2 separate regions of the Homo sapiens genome follow, and region 2 is linked to region 1. The links are chromatin loops, found by intact Hi-C in ENCODE. Cell type or tissue: right lobe of liver. All regions are shown on one strand. Links, peaks and the distances in the headings refer to the core of each region. The heading gives the core; the rest is flanking DNA. Region 1 has its middle 8.8 kb from the start of NCCRP1. Region 2 holds the start of PAK4-AS1 (PAK4 antisense RNA 1).

Region 1 (9,229 bases), core at 3,963-6,462:
GCCAAGTGCATTATTATTATTATTATTATTATTATTATTATTATTATTTGAGTTAGGATCTTTCCCTGTTGCCCAGGCTGGAGTGCAGTGATGCTGATCACAGCTCACTGCAGCCTCGGCCTCCCAAAGTGCTGGGATGACAGGGGTGAACCACACTGCACCCGGCCTCCAAGTGCATTCTAACAATAAGTCCCAAACGTCCCCCTCTCTCCAGCAGGGGGATGGTAAAGTCCCTAATATGGGGGTTCAGCCCCGACAGGCTATTTCCCAAATACGTCAAAGCCTGGGTGACCAACACAGTCCCTCTTCCCCAAAGCCACGTCTCATATATCACGAAGTACAGAAAGCACGAGCAGTGGTATGACCACGTTGGAAAAGGATTGCACAATTTCTTTTCTTTTTTTTCTTTTTTTTAGACAGAGTCTTGCTCTGTCGCCCAGGCTAGAGTGCAGTGGCGTGATCTTGGCTCACTGTAACTTCCCGACTCCCAGGTTCAAGCGATTCTCCTGCCTCAGCCTCCTGAGTAGCTGAGATTACAGGCATGCACCACCACACCCAGCTAATTTTTTTGTATTTTTAGTAGAGATGAGGTTTCACCATATTGGCCAGGCTGGTCTTGAACTCCTGATCTTGTGATCCACCCGCCCCGGCCTCCCAAAGTGTTGGGATTACAGGCATGAGCTCCTGCACCTGGCCGACAATTTCTTATAAAACAAAAAATATGCACAACCTACGACACAGTGACCCTGCTCTGAAGTAGTTAGCCAAGGGAAATGAAAACATTGTCCACACAGAGACCTGGTCACGGTACTTTTTCATAACAGCTGCAAACTGAGGGGAACCCGAGTGCCCAGCAACGAGTGGGTGCATAAACTAACTGGAATGGCCACAATGGAGCACACTTCAGCAAGGAGAGGAATCACCTTTTTTTTTTTTTTTTTTTTTTTTTTTGAGACAGGGTCTGGCTCTGTCTCCCAGGCTGAAGTCCAGGGGCACGATCTCGGCTTAATGCAACCTCCATCTCCTGGGCTCAAACGATCCTCCTGCTTCAGCCTCCCAAGTAGCTGGGACCACAAACACACACCACCAAGCCCAACTAATTTTTGTATTTTTTTGTAGAGACAGGGAGTCTCCTCATGTTGCCCAGGCTGGTCTCGAACTCCTGAGCTCAAGCAATCCTCCCGCCTCGGCCTCCCAAAGTGTTAGATTACAGGTGTGAGCCACCACGCCCAGCCCAGGAATGATCTATGGGTACATACAAAACACAGATGACTCTCAAACACATTGTGATGAATGAAAGAAGCCAGGCAATACAGTGATACATTTTTAAAATTTATTTATTTTACAAATTTTGTATTTTTTGTAGTGATGGGAGTCTCACTGTGTTGCCCAGGCTGGTCTCACATTCCCGGGCTCAAGAGATAGTCCTGCCTCGACTTACCAAAGTGCTGGGATTATAGGTGTGAGCCACTAGGCCTGGCCAGTGATAGATTTTAGAGCATAAAGAAAAAAGAAAGCCGGGCGCGGCGGATCACGCCTGTAATCCCAACGCTTTGGGACACCGAGACGGGCGAATCACCTGAGCTCAGGAGTTCAAGACCAGTCTGGCCAACATGATGAAGCCCTGTCTCTACTAATAATACAAAAATTAGCCAAGCGTTGATGCACGCCTGTAATCCCAGCCACTCGGGAGGCACGAGAGTCGCTTGAACTCGGGAGGCAGAGGTTGCAGTGAGCCAAAATTGCACCACTGCTCAGTGTCGCCTTGGCGACAGAGTGAAACTCCGACTCAAAGTAAATAAATAAACAAAAGAACAATAAAGAAAAAGGAAAGAAAGAAGCCAGACATAAAAGAGTACCGACTATGTGATTCCAGTTATCTAAAGTTCTGGAAAAAGCAAAACTAATCTAGAATCAGATACAGCAGGTCTGTAATTTCACGAGGCTGGTGGGGCTTAACTACAAAAAGGCACAAGAGTAAATGCTGTGGGCTGATGAGAAAGTTCCATTTTAATTGCAGTTGTCATTATATGGGTGTATACATTTGTCAAAATTCAGCAAACTGTAGATTTAAAATGGGCGTAGTTTATTGTATGTAAATTATACCTCAATAAGAAACAAAACAAAAACAGTATGCCAATTCTCTCTATGTTGCTAATAAGAAAGTATCTACGAGGCAGTTATTAAGTAGAAGAGCAAGATATGGAACAGTGGGCCTTGTGCTTCAAAATGGATGCCGAAGAAGAAAAAGAAGAAGAAAATATACATACATATATATATATATATATATATATGTATATAAAATGAAGATTTGTCAGATCTCTTCCAGAAAGTGACTCTGCGGGCGAGATCTGGTGGCGTCCGAGACAGGCAAGGTGGGGACAATGACTTTGTACTCTATGTCCTTTGAAACTTTTGGATTTGGTATCACTTATGCGTATTACTTCTTTTAAGTATTACACTTTTTTTTTTTTTTTCCTGAGATGGAGTCTCGCCCTGTCACCCAGACTGGAGTGCAGTGGCACGATCTTGGCTCACTGCAACCTCCACCTCCCGGGTTGGAGCGATTCTCCTGCCTCAGCCTCCCGAGTAGCTGGGATTACAGGCACCTGCCACCACACCCAGCTAATTTTTGTATTTTTACTAGAGATGGGGTTTCACCATGTTGGCCAGGTTGTTCTCAAACTCCTGACCTCAAGTGATCTGCTCACCTCAGCCTCCCAAAGTGCTGGGATTACAGGCATGAGCCACTGTGCCCAGCCTATTACACTTTTAAGTGTAATTTTTGAGACAGTCTCACTCTGTTGCCCAGACTGGAGTGCAGTGGTGCAATCTCGGCTCACTGCAACCTCTGCCTCTTAAGTTCAAGCCATTCTCCTGCCTCAGCCTCCCCAGTAACTGGGATTACAGGCATGTGACACCACGCCCAAATAATTTTTTTTTGTATTTTTACTAGAGACGAGGTTTCACCATGTTGCCCAGGCTGGTCTCCAACTCCTGATCTCAGGTGATCCACCCACTGTGGCCTCCCAAAGTGCTGGGATTACAGGTATGAGCCACTACATCCAGCCTAAGTGTAATTTTTTTTTTGAGACAGGGTTTCTCTCTGTCACCAGGCTGTAGTGCAGTGGCACCACCATAGCTCACTGTAACCTCAACCTCCTGGGCTCAAGTGATTCTCCCACCTCAGCCTCCCAAGTAGCTGGGACCACAGGCACACACCACCATGCCCAGTTAATTTTTAAATGTTTTGTAGAGATGGGGGTCTCCCCATGTTACCCAGGCTGATAAAAAATATAATTTTTATAAAGCAAACAAGGTCCGGAGCCTCTCATTGCTTTCTACCACCTGTTCTTTCAACAGATGTTTATGAGATGCCTTCAATGGCCAAGCCCTGTGCACTGGGGTGTAATGTGGTGAAAGAACAGACACCATTCCTGTCCCCACGGGGCTTGCAGCCTTGTGGGGGAAGGGATGTCAATTAACTAGTTACAATTCAACAAGTAACTAGTTAATTGACAAACAGCACTAAGTGCCTTGAAGGTGAAGAATGCGCTGTCAGGGCAGAGAAGAGCAGGTGGAAGCCTTGCCTAGTTGGGGTGGTCAGGGAGGGCTTCTCGGAGGAGGTGATATTTGAGCAGAAACCTGAAGAAGGGGAAGGAATTAGCTGCACAAAGGCCTAGGAGAGGAGCATTCTGGGAGAGGAAACAGTCAGTGCAAAGGCCTTGAGGTGCGACGGGGTTTGGTGGGTTGGGGAAGAGCACGGAGGCCAGTGTGGGGTGAAGAGAATGAAGGGGAGATGAGGTCAGACAGAATGGGGCAGCTCTTTGAGGGGGTTCTTGGGAAATCAAGTACTCCATGCATATATGTGAAGTACGAGGTATCCGCAGGGGTGATGCCAGGGGCAACTGGATGTACCGGCTGGAGTCTGAGAGAGGGGTCGGGGCTGAGATGAAAATCTGGGAAGCATCACCTTGTCGACAACCAGGGAACTAGATGAAATAATAAAAGCCGGCCAATGGCCGGGCATGGTGGCTCACACCTGTAATCCGGGCACTTTGGGAGGCTGAGGCAGGCGGATCACTTGAGGTCAGGAGTTCAAGACCAGCCTGGCCAACATGGCGAAACCCCGTTTCTACCAAAAATACAACAACTAGCGAGGCATGGTGGTGCATGCCTGTAATCCCAGCTACTCAGGAGGCTGAGGCAGGAGAATCGCTTGAGCCTGGGAGGCAGAGGTTGCAGTGAGCTGAGATAGTGCCACTGCACTCCAGCCTGGGTGACAGAGCAAGACTCCGTCTCAACAAAACAAAACAAAACAAAAAAACTGGCCTGGTGCAGTGCCTGTAATTATAGCACTTTGGGAGGCTGAGGTAGGAGGATGGCTTGAGCTCAGGAGTTTGAGACAAGCCTGGGCAACATAGCGAGACCCCTGTCTCTACCAAAAACAAACAAACAACAACAAAAAAAAACAGGCATGGTGGGAAGTGCCTCTGGTTCCACCTACTTCGGAGGCTGAGGTGGGAGGATCACTTGAGCCTGGGAAGTCGAGGCTGCAGTGAGCCAAGATCGTGCCGCTGCACTCCAGCCTGGGTGACAGAGACTGTCTCAACAAAACAAAACAAGTCACCTTGTCATACGGCACACACCCTTCTTGCTTTTTTCTGCCTAACAAGATGGTTTGGTGATTGTTCTCTACTGGTACAAAGAAAGAGAGCTGGGCCATCCCCAGGCCAGATAAATTCCCCTTCCCTGCTATTCTCTATCACACCCCATTCGTCCTTTCTTGCATTCAGCATGCTTTGTAAATACCTCTGTGCGTGTGGCTGTCACTGGATCACAGTCTCTCACCCTGCCCGAATGTCATCCTCACCAGGGCAGGGCCTTGGGCAGGTCTGTTTATTGTCTGTCCCCAGCCCAGGGCTGACCTGACGTTGCTCTGCTTGCTGGGCAGGGAGGGCAGGAAGGCCCGGCTGGGCGGCAGGAGGAAGAGGCTCTGACCCAGCCGAGGCACCGCTTCCAACTTGCCCAAGCCTAGCTCCCACTGCACCTGCTGCAAAACCTGTCACCCCCAGGAGTCAGCACGTCCTGGGGCCCAAGCCTGCTGGTAGAGGGGGAAGGGCAGGGGTCCTGGAGGGTGGGCACCTGGGGCTGGGGGAGCAGATCCTGGGCTCTCTATCAGGGCTGTGGAGGGTGGGAAAGTGCAGCCAGGTCGGGAGGGGGCAGGGGTAGTAGAAAGGTGGGCTGGGGTGGGTGCTGTCTGCCCCAGATACAAACCACAGAGGTTTGTGAGGTTGGAGGGGCAGTGAGCCCACTTCACCCTGCAGGGGGCGACAGAGAGGCAGGACTGAGGTTGGATAGAAGGAGGGAAGAGTGTGGACAGGGAGAGGCAGAGACAGCAACAAGATACACAAAGAGCCAGAAAACAGGAAGAGAGGGCCCCTGTAATCCCAACACTTTGGGAGGCCAAGACGGGAGGATCGCTTGAGCTCAAGAGTTCCAGAACAGCCTGGGCAACATGGTGAAACCCCATCTCTACAAAAAAGAAAAAAATTGGCCGGGCACGGTGGCTCACGCCTGTAATCCCAGGACTTCGGGAGGCCGAGGCGGGTGGATCACGAGGTCAGGAGATCGAGACCATCCTGGCTAACACGGTGAAACCCAGTCTCTCCTAAAAATACAAAAAAATTAGCTGGGCGTGGTGGCGGGCACCTGTAGCCCCAGCTACTTGGGAGGCTGAGGCAGGAGAATGGCGTGAACCCGGGAGGCAGAGCTTGCAGTGAGCCGAGATCACGCCACTGCACTCCAGCCTGGGCGACAGAGCGAGACTCCATCTCAAAAAAATAAATAAATAAAAAATAAAATAAAATAAAATAAAAAAATTAGCCAGGCGTGGTGGCACATACCTGTAATCCTAGCTACTTGAGAGGCTGAGGTGGGAGAATCACTTGAGCCCAGGAGGCGGAGGTTGCAGTGAGCTGAGATTGTGCCACTACACTCCAGGCTGGGCGACAGAGCGAGTGAGACCTTGTCTCAAAATAAAATAAAAAACAAAATAAAATAAAAAACACCAAACGACTCCAAGCCCCCTAAATGTCCAGTGACAGTGGCTGTTCCTATCATTCATGGTTCCTCTGTTCAATGGAATATTACACAGCCGCTAACAGGATCAAAATTGCTTTTTATGTACCAGCAGGGAACAACCACCAAGATACATTGTTAAGTAGGAAAAAGTAAGGGGCAGAGGGATGTGCCCGTTATGCCAACATTCAACATTTTTTTTATTTTTATTTTTTGAGACAGACTCTCTGTCGCCCAGGCTGGAGTGCAATGGCACAATCTCGGCTCACTGCAACTTCTGCCTCCCGGGTTCAAGTGATTCTCCGGCCTCAGCCTCCCAAGTAGCTGGGATTACAGGCGCAAGCCACCATGCCCGGCTAATTTTTGTACTTTTAGTAGAGACGGGGTTTTACCATGTTGGTCAGGCTGGTCTCGAACTCCTGACTCCAGGTGATCCACCCGCCTCAGCCTCCCAAAGTGCTGGGATTATAGGCATGAGCCACCGTGCCTGGCCCATTATGCTATCTGTATGAAGGAAAATACATGTCTGTATATGCATGTAAGTATTTCCTGGTACATGCAGACATATCTGGAAGGAAGCACAAGAAACTTGTATCAGTGGCTGCCTCTGGGGAGCAGAACTGAGAGGCTGGGCATGGGGAAGGAGGTAAGGTGGGAGGGAGGCTGATTTTCCCATTTATTCCCTTTGGGATCTTTTACATTTTGTACCATGGGCTTGGGCCACCTGTTCAAATAATGAAAAAGACTAAGCAGGAGAATGAAAGAGAGAGACAAAGGAAGGCAGAGACAAAGACGTAGGAGGAGGCTGGGCGCGGTGGCTCATGCCTGTAATTCCACCACTTTGGAGGCTGAGGCGCGCAGATAACTTGAGGTCAGGAGTTCGAAACCAGCCTGGCCAACATGGTGAAACCTCGTCTGTACTAAAAATACAAAAATTAGCCGGGCGTGGTGGCCTGTGCCTGTAATCCCAGCTACTCAGGTGGCTGAGGCAGGAGAATTGCTTGAACCCAGGAGGCAGAGGTTGCAGTGAGCCAAGGTCTCGACACTGCACTTCAGCCTGGGCGACAGAGCGAGACTCCATCTCAAAAAAAAAGAAAAGAAAAAAGATGCAGGGAGAGGAGGGAACAGAGAGTTCACCTTCGTATAATCCAGCAGTCCCCAAGCGTGGCTCTGAGCTGCCCCCGTGTCCCCCAAGGGCAGTCCAGGACCCTGCTTGCTGCCCCATCTCATCCCCCAGCCAACACCTCTCCACCCCAAGTCTCCATGGATCACCCTAGGACGACAGCCTCCCTTTTGGAGTCTGCGGCTTGGGGCCTGCCCTCCTTCCGTGACCAGCCACCTGGGAAGACACAGGCACTTCTCTGTTGGTAACTGTGGTCCCACAAGTGGGGTAGTGAAGGGAGCCCTGACCCACTTCTCAGTGCTGCATGGTGAGGATATGCAGGAACTCCCAGGCCCGATGCCAGGATTCGAATCCTGCCTCTATCACTTTCTGGCTCTGTGACCTCAGGTTGACATCTTTGTTCCTGTCTCTCATCTGTGAAACAGGCCAAGGAAGGTACAGTAGTTCCGCAGAAGGCGGCTACGAGGGTCATGTTTCCTGGGCTGCGATCACAAATTCCCAGCGTGGTGGCTTGAAACAGCAGCCATGTATTCTCTCAGTTCTGGTTTGTTGTTGTTGTTGTTGTTTTGAGGACGAGTCTCGCTCTGTTGCCCAGGCTGGAGTGCAGTGGTGCGATCTCGGCTCACTGCAATCTCTGCCTCCCAGGTTCAAGCAATTCTCCTGCCTCTGCCTCCTGAGTAGCTGGGATTACAGGTGCCCACCACCACACCCGGCTAATTTTTGTGTTTTTAGTAGAGACAGGTTTTCGCCATGTTGGCCAGGCTGGTTTCGAACTCCTGGCCTCAAGTGATTCACCTGCCTTGGCCTCCCAAAGTGTTGGGATTACAGGCGTGAGCCTCCATGCCTGGCTGTATTCTCTCAGTTCTGGAAGCCGAAGTCTGAAGTGCAGGTGTGGACAGGGCTCTCCTCCCTCTGAAGCCTTCAGGACAGATTGCTTCCTGGCCCCTTCTGGCTTCTCCTGGAAGGCCCCTGGCTTTTCCTGACTCATGGCTGCTTCTCTGTGTGCCCCAAATCTCCTCTGCATTTCTCTAAAGGACACTTTTCAGTAGATAAGAGCCCACCCGGATACACCAGGGTGACCTCATTTCCAGATCCTTAACTCAGGACACATCTGCAAAGACCCTTTTCCCAAATAAGGCCACACTCACAGATTTTCCGTGGACCTATCTTTTTTTGTGAGTGGGGGGGAATCTATTTTTTTTTTTGGTGGGGGGAACCTTTTCCTTGGGGGGTGGTAACCACTACAGGAGTTAAATGGCGCAAAACTAGGAGCTTAGCAAAGCCCCTGAACACAGCCAGACTTCGATCAATGTTTTTTGTTTTTGAGATGGAGTTTCGCTCGTTGCCCAGGCTGGTGTGCAATGGCACGATCTTGGCTCACTGCAACCTCCACCTCCCAGGTTCAAGCAGTTCTCCTGCCTCAGCCTCCCGAGTAGCTGGGATTACAAGCGCCCGCCACCATGCGTGGCTAATTTTTGTATTCTTAGTAGAGACGGGGTTTCACCATGTCGGCCAGGCTGGTCTGGAACTCCTAAACTCAGGTGATCCACCCACCTCTGCCTCCCAAAGTGCTGGGATTACAGGTGTGAGCCACCTTGCCCAGCCCATTCTCCCATTCTCAATCCTGGCTGTATGTTAGGATCACCTGGCTTATTTTTATATTAAATACCTGTGACCAGGCCCCAAGCCACACAAAAGGGAGTTCCCCTTTGCTTAGAGAACCAAGCCTCAGTGTGGCCTTCAAGGCCTTCATTTCTCCCAAGATCTGCAGTTCATTCATTCTTTCCCTCACCCCTCTCCCTCCCCAGTGGCAGCCATGCTAATATGCAAATGAGTCTCCTAACCTTGCAAAATGAGGACCATTGTTTTATGTCCATAATTTGCTATTTATACACCCAGCCTTGTATTATGAATCTTATTATTGTTTTTCTTACCTGCTGTCTGGACAGGAATTTTGGGGGTGCACCCCTTCTGTTTAGCCACCCACTCCCCTGGGGTGGACATGCCCCTGCCTCCAGCTCCACC
Region 2 (9,229 bases), core at 3,877-6,376, 53 kb after region 1:
ATGCCAAAAGCTAAAACACATTTGTTGCCATTCCTGCAGGCCAGCAGCCCTCACTCCAGCTCAGAAGCATGTCAGAGTCGCCAGGGGAGCATTAAAAAACCCCAAGGCCCAGACCCCACAGCTGTACAGTCAGCTTCAAATGGTCCAGCTTGGGCCCCTGCAGTGCCTCCCACCCCGGGTGACCCTAAGGCGCAGCCAAAGGATAAGGAGATTGGGGAGTGGGCAGGAGGATGGATCCAGCCCTGAGACCTGGATGGGGGAGGGTGTAAAGAGAGACTGAGACAGACTGATGGAGTGGGGGGAGGGCAGTACCCAGAAGGCCCTCTCTGGCTCACCTTCCCCCACTTAGGACCATCAGGAGTCTGGGGCCTGCTGAGGAATGCAAGGAATGAAGTCAGGCCTGGCACAGCCATCTCCAGAGTCCCCTCCCCATTCGCAAACTCCCATGAGGTGTTCCTGGTCCAGCCGCCTCCAAGCCATCACTCAGTCCTCCCTGAACACCCCTTCCCAGCCCCCTCCTTGGAGCCCAGGTCCCGAACCCTTTATCCCGCTGGGTACCCCGACACTGGCCCAGCTCAGGCATCCCCCTCAGTGTACTTCTCAGTGTCTGCAGGAGTTGCAGCAGATGAACAACCATGATCCCAAGAACTGGCAAGGGGCCGTGCGGCTGATCACCAGCTCTGACAGGAGGGAGGCCCGAGGAGGCTTCCCAGAGGTGCTGACCTTTAAGCCAAGACCCACAGAATAAATGAAGTCCGAGCACTCCACAAAGGCCAGCGAGGCTGGGGTGCTGCAGGAAAGTGGGGAGGGACGGGCCCTGCCAAAGCTGCTGGAGGGACAGGGCCAGCCCCTCCCCAGCCAGCCATGGGCTGTGGGGGATGATGTGAATCAGGGGAGGAATCGGCTGTAATCTCCATCACACCTGCTGCCCTCCACCTGTCACAGCTCAGTGGGGGATGGAGAACCCCCCACTGACCCACTGGAGGGTGCTGGGGTATCCCCATATCCTGCCAGCCCCCCAGAGTAGGGCTGGGTCCTGGCTCCTTCCTGCCACGCTGTGGGGAGACCCCAGCTGAGCTGCTTCCCGCATCCCAGAGCCTGTTCCCTAATAATTAAACCGTAAGCTGATTAGTCAAGGCAAACCTTTAATTAGCCCTTGAAATCATTCAGGAAAATTACAGCCTCCTTTCTGGGCACCCTGCCCGCCCTCCGCCAGGGTCCAGGGGCGGTACCAGGGAAGAAGCAGAGAATGGGAGAAGTGGCCTCCTGCCACCGCCATGAGGTCCTCAGCCAGCAAGGCTAAACCCAGGGTGCACGGCATCTTGTGGGAGTGGAGGGCACAGACTCCCTGCCACATCATGAACTACCCTGGGAAAAACCCCACAAGAGGTGGGCAAGGCGTCGGCTGGAAAAGTATGAACGAGAAGACATAAACAAATGGAGAGACATACCACGTTCATGGATTGGGAGACTCAGTGTCAGGTGTGTGCGCACGAGCACACGTACATACACTGACAACATGCTTGTCTAATATTTAAAGGGAATTACAAAAAGTCAAGAATGGGCTGGATGCCCATTACAGTGGCTCATGCCTGTAATCCCAGCACTTTGGAAGGCTGAGGCGGGCAGCTGGCTTGAGCTCAGGAGTTTGAGACTAGCCTGGGCAACATGGTGAAATCCCATCTCTATAAAAATACAACAACAAAAAAAAGTTTGAGAACAGGATGGCCAACATAGTGAAACCCCACCTCTACTAAAAATAAAAAAAATTAGCCCATTAGCCCAGGGTGGTGGCGTGTACCTGCAGTCCCAGCTACTGAGGCTGAGGAAAGAGAATTGCTTGAACCCAGGAGGTGGAGGCTGCAGTGAGCCAATCTTGAACCACTGCACTCCAGCTTGGGTGACAGAGCAAGACCCTGTCTCAAAAAAAAAAAAAAAACCTCAGGAATGGCTAAGACACTAGGCACAGTGGCTCCCGCCTGTAATCCCAGCACTTTGGGAGGCCAAGGTGGGCGGATCACAAGGTCAGGAGATCGAGACCATCCTGGCTAACACGGCAAAGCCTCATCTCTATTAAAAACACAAAAAATTAGCCAGGCATGGTGGCGCACGACTGTAGTCCCAGCTACTCCGGAGGCTGAGGCAGGAGAATCGCTTGAACCCGGCAGGCGGAGGTTGTAGTGAGCCAAGATCGTGCCACTGCACTCCAGCCTGGGTGACAGAGTGAGACTCTGTCTCAAAAAAAAAAAAAAAGGAAAGTGACCTGAACTGGCCCTTCCTTCACAGGAGTCTGGAAGAACAAATTGAAAGCTGCCCCACCTGACTGGCTACCAGAAAAACACATCAGACCACAGAGGAAACACCACCAGATCTACTCTAGTTTGCAAAATGGGCGAAGGACTTAGCATTGGTGCCCCCCTCACCTCCCAATCTGTGAAATGGGTCACACGGGTGCAGCTACCTCCTGGGATTTCAGGGAGGCCCAGGCAGCAGCTTGGGAGCACTGGCCGGGACACAGGGCCGGCACGCACAAACCCTCCATTCGTCTTTCCTATTCATCACCCTGAAGAGCTTCCCGGATCTAGAATAAGGACTCCCCGGGCCCAAGGTCACACCAGGCCTTCTCCTGCCTCCAAGCAGGGGTGCCCCAGATGGCTCCAGAGGCCAGGCTCCAAATGGGCGGCAACCGGGTCTGTTTATCCACCACCGCATCCCTGGAGGCCACACGGGTCAGCACTCCACCAAATTTGTTGGAAAAAAATAAACAATCACATTTATATTTATGTATCAGGCACCAGGATAAGTGTGTTAGGAGCAGAACTTCAGGAATGTCCAGGAACACCTGAAGCAGCCACCTTCTAGAGAGGAAGACACTGAGGCAGAGAGAGGCCCAAGCAGCTGTCAAGACTGGAATCCAGACCAACCCAAGAACCGACCTACCTGTCTTCCTTCAATTCCTCAAAGGCCCCCTGCACTCCCCCGCCGGGAGACCTCTGCAATGGCAGCTGCCTCAGCCTCCTCCCTTAGTCGAGGCCAAGTTCATCCTTCAAGTGGCATTTCCTCCTCAGGAAAACCTTCCCGGTGTGCCCCACCCAGGGCGGGTCCCCATTAGACGCTCTGGCAGCCCAGCTTACTACAGTTCAGTCAGTCAGTCAGTCAGTCAGTCAACCAGCATTTACTGAGAGACTACCACACTCCAATCCCTGAGAACATAGCAAGGGGCAGGGCAAGGCCCTGTGGTTCTACCCCTACCCCCATGCCCTGAGGCTACGTTATGCCGGGAGACAAAATAAACCAACAGACCCACATGTCATAATGGAAGTAACCATCATGAGGGTTACCGGGGGAAGGTGCTAGAGGGAGGGTGACAGGGGCTGCTCCTGGGGACCCATGGTCGGGAAGAAACATCTCCCCAAGGGGGCCACTGTCAGCAGAGGCTGACTGAACAGAAGGAAGGAGGGTGCTGCCTGCCCAGGGGGCAGCAAGAACAAAGGCCCCGGGGTAGGACCTGCCTGGAATGTTCCAGGAATGGTGGCAGGAGAAGAGGGAAGCAGGGCAGGCAGGAAAGTGGCCAGGTTGCCTGGGACCTTGCAAGCTTCTCTGCTGGGAGAGGTGGAGCCAGGGGAGGGTTCCTGCCCTGACCAGGTGTGCACGGCTACCTCTGGCTGTGTGCGGACAACTGTGGGGACAGTGGGGGAGAAGGGAGCAGGGAGCACGCCTCAATGGTCCAGGAGGGAGATGAGGGTGGCTTGAACTAGGGGGCCACGAGGAAGAAGGGTAACAAGGAAGGGGGGTAACGAGGAAGGGGGATGATGAGGAAGGGGGGTGACGAGGAAGAGGGGTGACAAGGAAGAAGGGTGACGAGGAAGAGGTGTGACCAGGAAGGGGGTGGCGAGGAAGGGGGGTGACGAAGAAGGGGGATGACGAGGAAGGGGAGTGACAAGGAAGAGGAGCCCGCAGCACCAGGTTACATTGTCATGTAGAGTGACAGGCTTTCCAGACACTTTGGATGTGGCGGGGGGGCAAGAGAGGAGTCAAGGTGATAGGGTGCCAGATTTGGAGAAGCCTAATCCCGAAACAAGACGAGGGATGGGGGTTCCTGTTCCCAAAATGGGGTCACTGTGGGAAGATGGGGGCCGGGAGCCTCCAGCCCGGCTTATCTTTCTGTTGCTCTGCAGTCGAGGTCTGTGTTCCCACTGGACTGAGCTCGGGGAGGGCTGCCTGTTGTTTGGGTTCACCCTTCAGTCGCTGGGCCCCAGCGCAAAGCTGGTCAAAGAATACACGCTTGGGCAGGGCGCAGTGGCTCACGTCTGTAATCCCAGCACCTTGGGAGGCTGAGGCAGGTGGATCCCTTGAAGTCAGGAGTTTGAGACCTGCCTGGCCAACATGGTAAAACCCTGTCTCTACTAAAAATACAAAATTAGCCGTGCGTGGTGGCACATGCCTGTAATCCCAGCTACTTGAGGGGGTGAGGGAGGAGAATGGCTTGGATCTGGGAAGCGGAGGTTGCAGTGAGCTGAGATCGCGCTGCTGCACTCCAGCCCTGGTGACAGAGCAAGGCTCCATCTCAAAAAAAAAAAAAAAAAAAAAAAAAAAAAGAATAAGCACTTGACTCCTGTCCACAGAATGGGTGAGAGTCGGAATGGACAGGAGCAAGGGGAGGACAAAATAACATGAGGGGCTCAGCCCGATGATAACCAGTGGTGTTACTTTTGCAGGAAAAAAGAATAAAAATGTTCCAAGGTCAACCAAAAAGTCTGACGGTACCAAATGTTGGTGAGGAGGTGGAGCAACTAAGATCCTCAGTCACCACCGCTAGGAGGATACACAGATTTGACCACCTTGGGAGGCTGTGTGGCAGCGCCCACTAAATCTGAAGCTACCCCACCCTCTGCCCTGGGCTACGCACTCCTGGGTATATTCCCTGAAGAAACGCAGGCACCGGCACCCCAGGAGATGCTACAAAGAGATGGCTCGCATCAGCGCAGCAGGAGATGGAGGAACAGAATATTATATGGGGCTGGGCACAGTGGCTCACGCCTGTAATGCCGGCACTTTGGGAAGCTGAGGTGGGTGGATCACCTGAGGTCAAGAGTTCAAGACTCGCCTGGCCAACGTGGTGAAACCCCCTCTCTACTAAAAATTAAAAAAAAAAATTAGCCAGGCATAGCGGTGTATGCCTGTAATCCCAGTTACTCGGGAGGCTGAGGCAGGTGAATCGCTTGAACCCAGGAGGCAGAGGCTGCAGTGAGCCAAGATTGCACCACTGCACTCCAGCCTGGGTGACAGAGCGAGACTCTGTGTCAAAGAAAAAAAAAGAATATTATACAGCAACAAAGATGAATGACTACAGATACACTCAGCACACAGATGGATCTCACAGGCCTAAGGGCGAAAGAAAGCACAGACAAGGACATACTGGAAGATTCCATTTATGTCAAGTTCAAAAGCAGGCAAGATGACATTCTGTAATTCAAGGATGCATACCTCATGGTAAAAACTATCAGGAAAAGCAAGGACACAGTGACCACCAAGGTCAGGAGAGCACTCACGACTGTGGTCGTGATGGACAGGGGTTATGGGCAGGCGGCTTTTGGGAGGTTGTGTTCTGTCTTTACCGAGGTGGTGGGGAAGCGTTGTTCACTTTGTAATTCTTTGCTAAACTTACCTGTGCATTTTATGCACTTTTCTATGGGCATATTATAATTGACAATTATTAAAGGTTTTTTAAAAGCAGTGGAGTTAGAAGCGCTGTGTATATATATAGCATTTGAGAGTCAAATAACGTGGGCCCAGGCTGCAGTGGAAGATTTGCGGGGAAGGGACGACAGAACTATGGAGGCCCCTGTGGGCGGCAGGGAAGGAGGGTTCCTCGGGAGAGAAGGACAGGGGCCTCCTGTGGGGAGGGCAGGGAGGGGTCTTCACCTGGGGACGGGTCTGTGGAGGGGCCAGTGGCCCGCAGGGTCCTACTTTCTCCCCATGGCCAGTGCTGACCGGTGACTGTGGGCGCAGTGAGGGAGGGAAGGGAAGGGGAGGGGGGCTGGCACCCCACGCAGCCCAGGAAGACCGGCCGCCTTCCGCCTCTGGGAGTGAAGTGTGGGAGTGGCAAAACCGGGCTGGGAAGTGAACTCAAAACCGCTGCACAATGCTGCTTTATCAGGAGTTCCCAGGACAGGTGGCAGGAGCAGGGAGGGTCTGGGACGGGGAGCTCTCTAGGTGAGGACCCTGCCCACCCGGTGCTCCCAACCCTCAAGGTGTCTGCTCGAAAGCTCCTGGGCAGCCTGCCTGGAATGCAGACAGCAGAAGGTGGGTGGGGGAAGCAGGAGGGAGAGCTTTGTAACCCTCAGGCTTAGCCCCGGGTAGCAGGGGAAGCGGCCACAGCGATTACCAGCCAGGCCTCCAGCATCCAAATCCCAGTTCCTCTTGCTCTGTGACGGGGCCAGGTCCCCCAGGCTCTCAGTCTCCTCCCTAGAAAAGGGAGATCCTAAGAACACGTGTGTCTTGGAGTTGATGGGAGGGTCCAGTAGGTTAGTTCACAGAAAGCACTCAAACAGTGCCTGCTCATATTAATAACATGGCTATTGGTGACATAGCTATAATATTAATAATACGGCTATTAGTAACGCAGCTAACAGTCTTTGAGCACTTACTATACATTTTGCCTGCCGAATATACATTTAGATCCTCAAAACAACTCTAAGAGTAGATATCATTAGCACCCTCATTTTACAGATGAGGACACCCGGGCACAGAGAGGTGATGTGACTTGTCTGGGGTCACACTGCTAGTAAGAGACAAAGCTGGCTCCGGAGGCCAAGCCCTTGACCTCTTCTGTGTCAGATGGGTTAGGAGCTCCAGAACGGAGCCAAGGTTTGAGTGCCACATCTGCCACGTATTTGCTGTGGGACTGCTGGCCTGTGCCTCAGTTTCCCCTTCTCAGAGAAAGTAAAATTATCAGGAATAGACAGCTCCAAGAAAAGGAAGCTCAAGATGGCTTTCAACAACACAAAGCTGTCCCACTTTGCTCTGATTAAAATCAGAACCATGATGAGACTGTTTGTCACCTATCTGACTGGCAAAGGTGAGAATGTCAGGTGACACCCGTCTATTCCAGCAAGGGAGTGAGGAAACCCCGGTGTCATCAGACACTGGGGGGTGGGAGTGTGAGCCAGACAACCTCCCCAGCAGGGTGAAACACTAACACTACCGGCAAAGTTAACGGGGCACCTGTCTCAGACCACGAGGCCACAAGCTCAGACTCACACCTAGAGACATATGCACAGCCACACTCAGGCGGGCGCAGCCCTGTTCACAGCACGGAAAGATGGGAATGGCCTGATGGCCATCAGCACAGAATGGCTGTGCTGTCCGTGGGGGCACGCGTGTGCGTGGGACACGAGGCGGCACTCTGTGTCCTGACAGCGAGCTTCGGAGTGGGAAACGCAAAGCACAGGACAGAATATAAACATGGGAAGTCCGCTCCATTTGAGTAAAAACAAAAGGGAGGGGCGGGCACTTGGGGGAACAAATATTTCAAGAAAGAAAGAAAAGAAACCGGGGGTGATGATGCTATCTCTGGGAAGGGCCTGGCAGGCGGGTGGGAAAGAGATTTGCTCGTCCCTGTACATCCTTTTGTGCTGTGTGCAGTTTTTCAGTGATTATTTAGGGGAATAGGTAATGCATGCACATGGAGGAAAAACGTGCTTTCTGAAAATTGAAACACGGGAAAAGAGAAACGAGGTTAAAAACACCTCCTCCTCAGGGTCTCTGGGTACAGCCACATGACCATGCTCATAGACTCACAGCACACGCGTGCCTGGCACGTGGAGCTGGGACCCCGGGCGGGGGGCTGGGGTTATTACAGCTCACTACGGGATGAGAACCCAGAGGGGGACAGGGTGCAAGGGACGGAAACCATCGAACGCACCAAGTTCAACATTTACCAAGCACTTACTGAGTGCTGAGCATCGGGCTAAGCACGACGCACACACATGATCTTCCGCCCTCCCACAGCCCTGAGAGGTGGCCACCAATACTCCCTGTAACAGGTGAGGAATCAGAGGCCCAGGGAAGTTCTTTGTCTCTTCCCCAGGGGCTCCCAGCTAGTGAAAAAGGCTAAGGGATGTGTGTGGACTGAGCAGCCCTGGCAGGGAAGTTCCACTGCCCCTCGGGAAGGCAGCAGATGGCCTCCCAGCCTGGGAAGGGTCGGGGCAGGACCGGAGGGTCCCAGGAGAGAGGCTTCAGTGAGCGGTGGCTTCTGTCGCATCCGCCAGCGCTGGCTCCCCTGGGATGGGAGAGTGTTCCCCTTCTCACCCTCCTCGGCCCCTCCAACCTTCCTGTGGGCCAAGGCGTCTGGCAGACAAGAAGCCTTGGCCCCGGATGGGTGACTAGGCGGGAAGGGTCCCACTTCCCTGGCCATGACTTGGAAGGAGGTTGCTTCCTGCTGGCAGCATGTGCGGGGCTGGGCTCGGTGATGGGAGAAACAGCTGCTGGGGACACCCCTGACCGGTGTCTGGCCAGGAAGTCTGGCTCACCACGAGCCAGTGGGACGAGGAGTAGATGAGAAAGGAAAGGGAGGCCCTGAGGGAGGTAGGGACCCAGCGCCCAGAAACTACCCAGGGGGAACAGGTCTCCACGGAACTTCTGTCAACAAAGGAGCCTGGGTAAGAACCAGCTGAACAGGAATCAGGCCTGTCTTGTCCGAGCCAGTTCCAAACCACGGGAGGGCAGCCCCAGTAATCAGTGACACTGAAGCCCCAAGGCCTGGGGTTCAATCCTACCTCTGCCACTGCCTGCTGTGTGACCTTAAGCAAGTCCCGTACCTCTCTGGGCCTCCTTTCTCATCTCTAGAGTGAGGATGATACTAGCACCTACTTCACAGGTTGCTGTGAAGATGAAGTGAGGTAACAGGGGTAAAGCGCTGATGACCTCAGCTGGCACGAGGACGCTCCTCCATCACTGTCCCCTCGTCTTCTCCACCCTCTTCTGCTTGGACTGTCACAGCAGCCTCCCCACAGCCTCCCTGTCGCCACCCCCCGCGATCCGTCCCCCACACAGCAGCCTGAGCAATCTTTATAAGGGGAAAACCAGATGTCACTAAAGCCTCTGATGACTTCCCATTATGCACAGAATGGAATCCACACACCCCACCTGGCTCTGCTAGGCCCTGCTGTATCCAACACCGCCTCCAAGCCTCTGACCCCACCCCCTGCTCAGCCACACTGGCTTC

What was found. Hi-C counts contacts between places; a loop is a spot of excess contacts. Peaks named below come from ENCODE experiments on the same cell type or tissue, not always from the same donor. Only the 100,000 strongest peaks of a DNase experiment are listed, where the experiment ranks them.
Region 2: it touches region 1 in a loop (2.0-fold over the local background); 93 of 110 quality-filtered maps call a loop at or near these places.

Annotation. Positions count from the first base shown.
Region 1 is chr19:39,183,523-39,192,751 of GRCh38, reverse strand. No RefSeq gene overlaps it. Among named protein-coding and RNA genes, the nearest start is that of NCCRP1, 8.8 kb to the left of the region's middle. In right lobe of liver, for the core only: a CTCF peak has its summit at 5,328 (motif pointing right); a DNase peak (open chromatin) is centred at 5,331.
Region 2 is chr19:39,130,694-39,139,922 of GRCh38, reverse strand. All of the region lies in intron 1 of PAK4 (p21 (RAC1) activated kinase 4), which reads right to left. PAK4-AS1 (PAK4 antisense RNA 1) reads left to right here and starts at 3,360. Exons shown (of 2, transcript XR_007067254.1): 1 at 3,360-3,501; 2 at 4,719-5,736. RefSeq lists enhancers at 297-886, 4,037-4,782, 6,856-7,436, 7,437-8,018. In right lobe of liver, for the core only: no CTCF peak of the experiment used is centred there; no DNase peak of the experiment used is centred there; H3K27ac peaks cover 527 bases.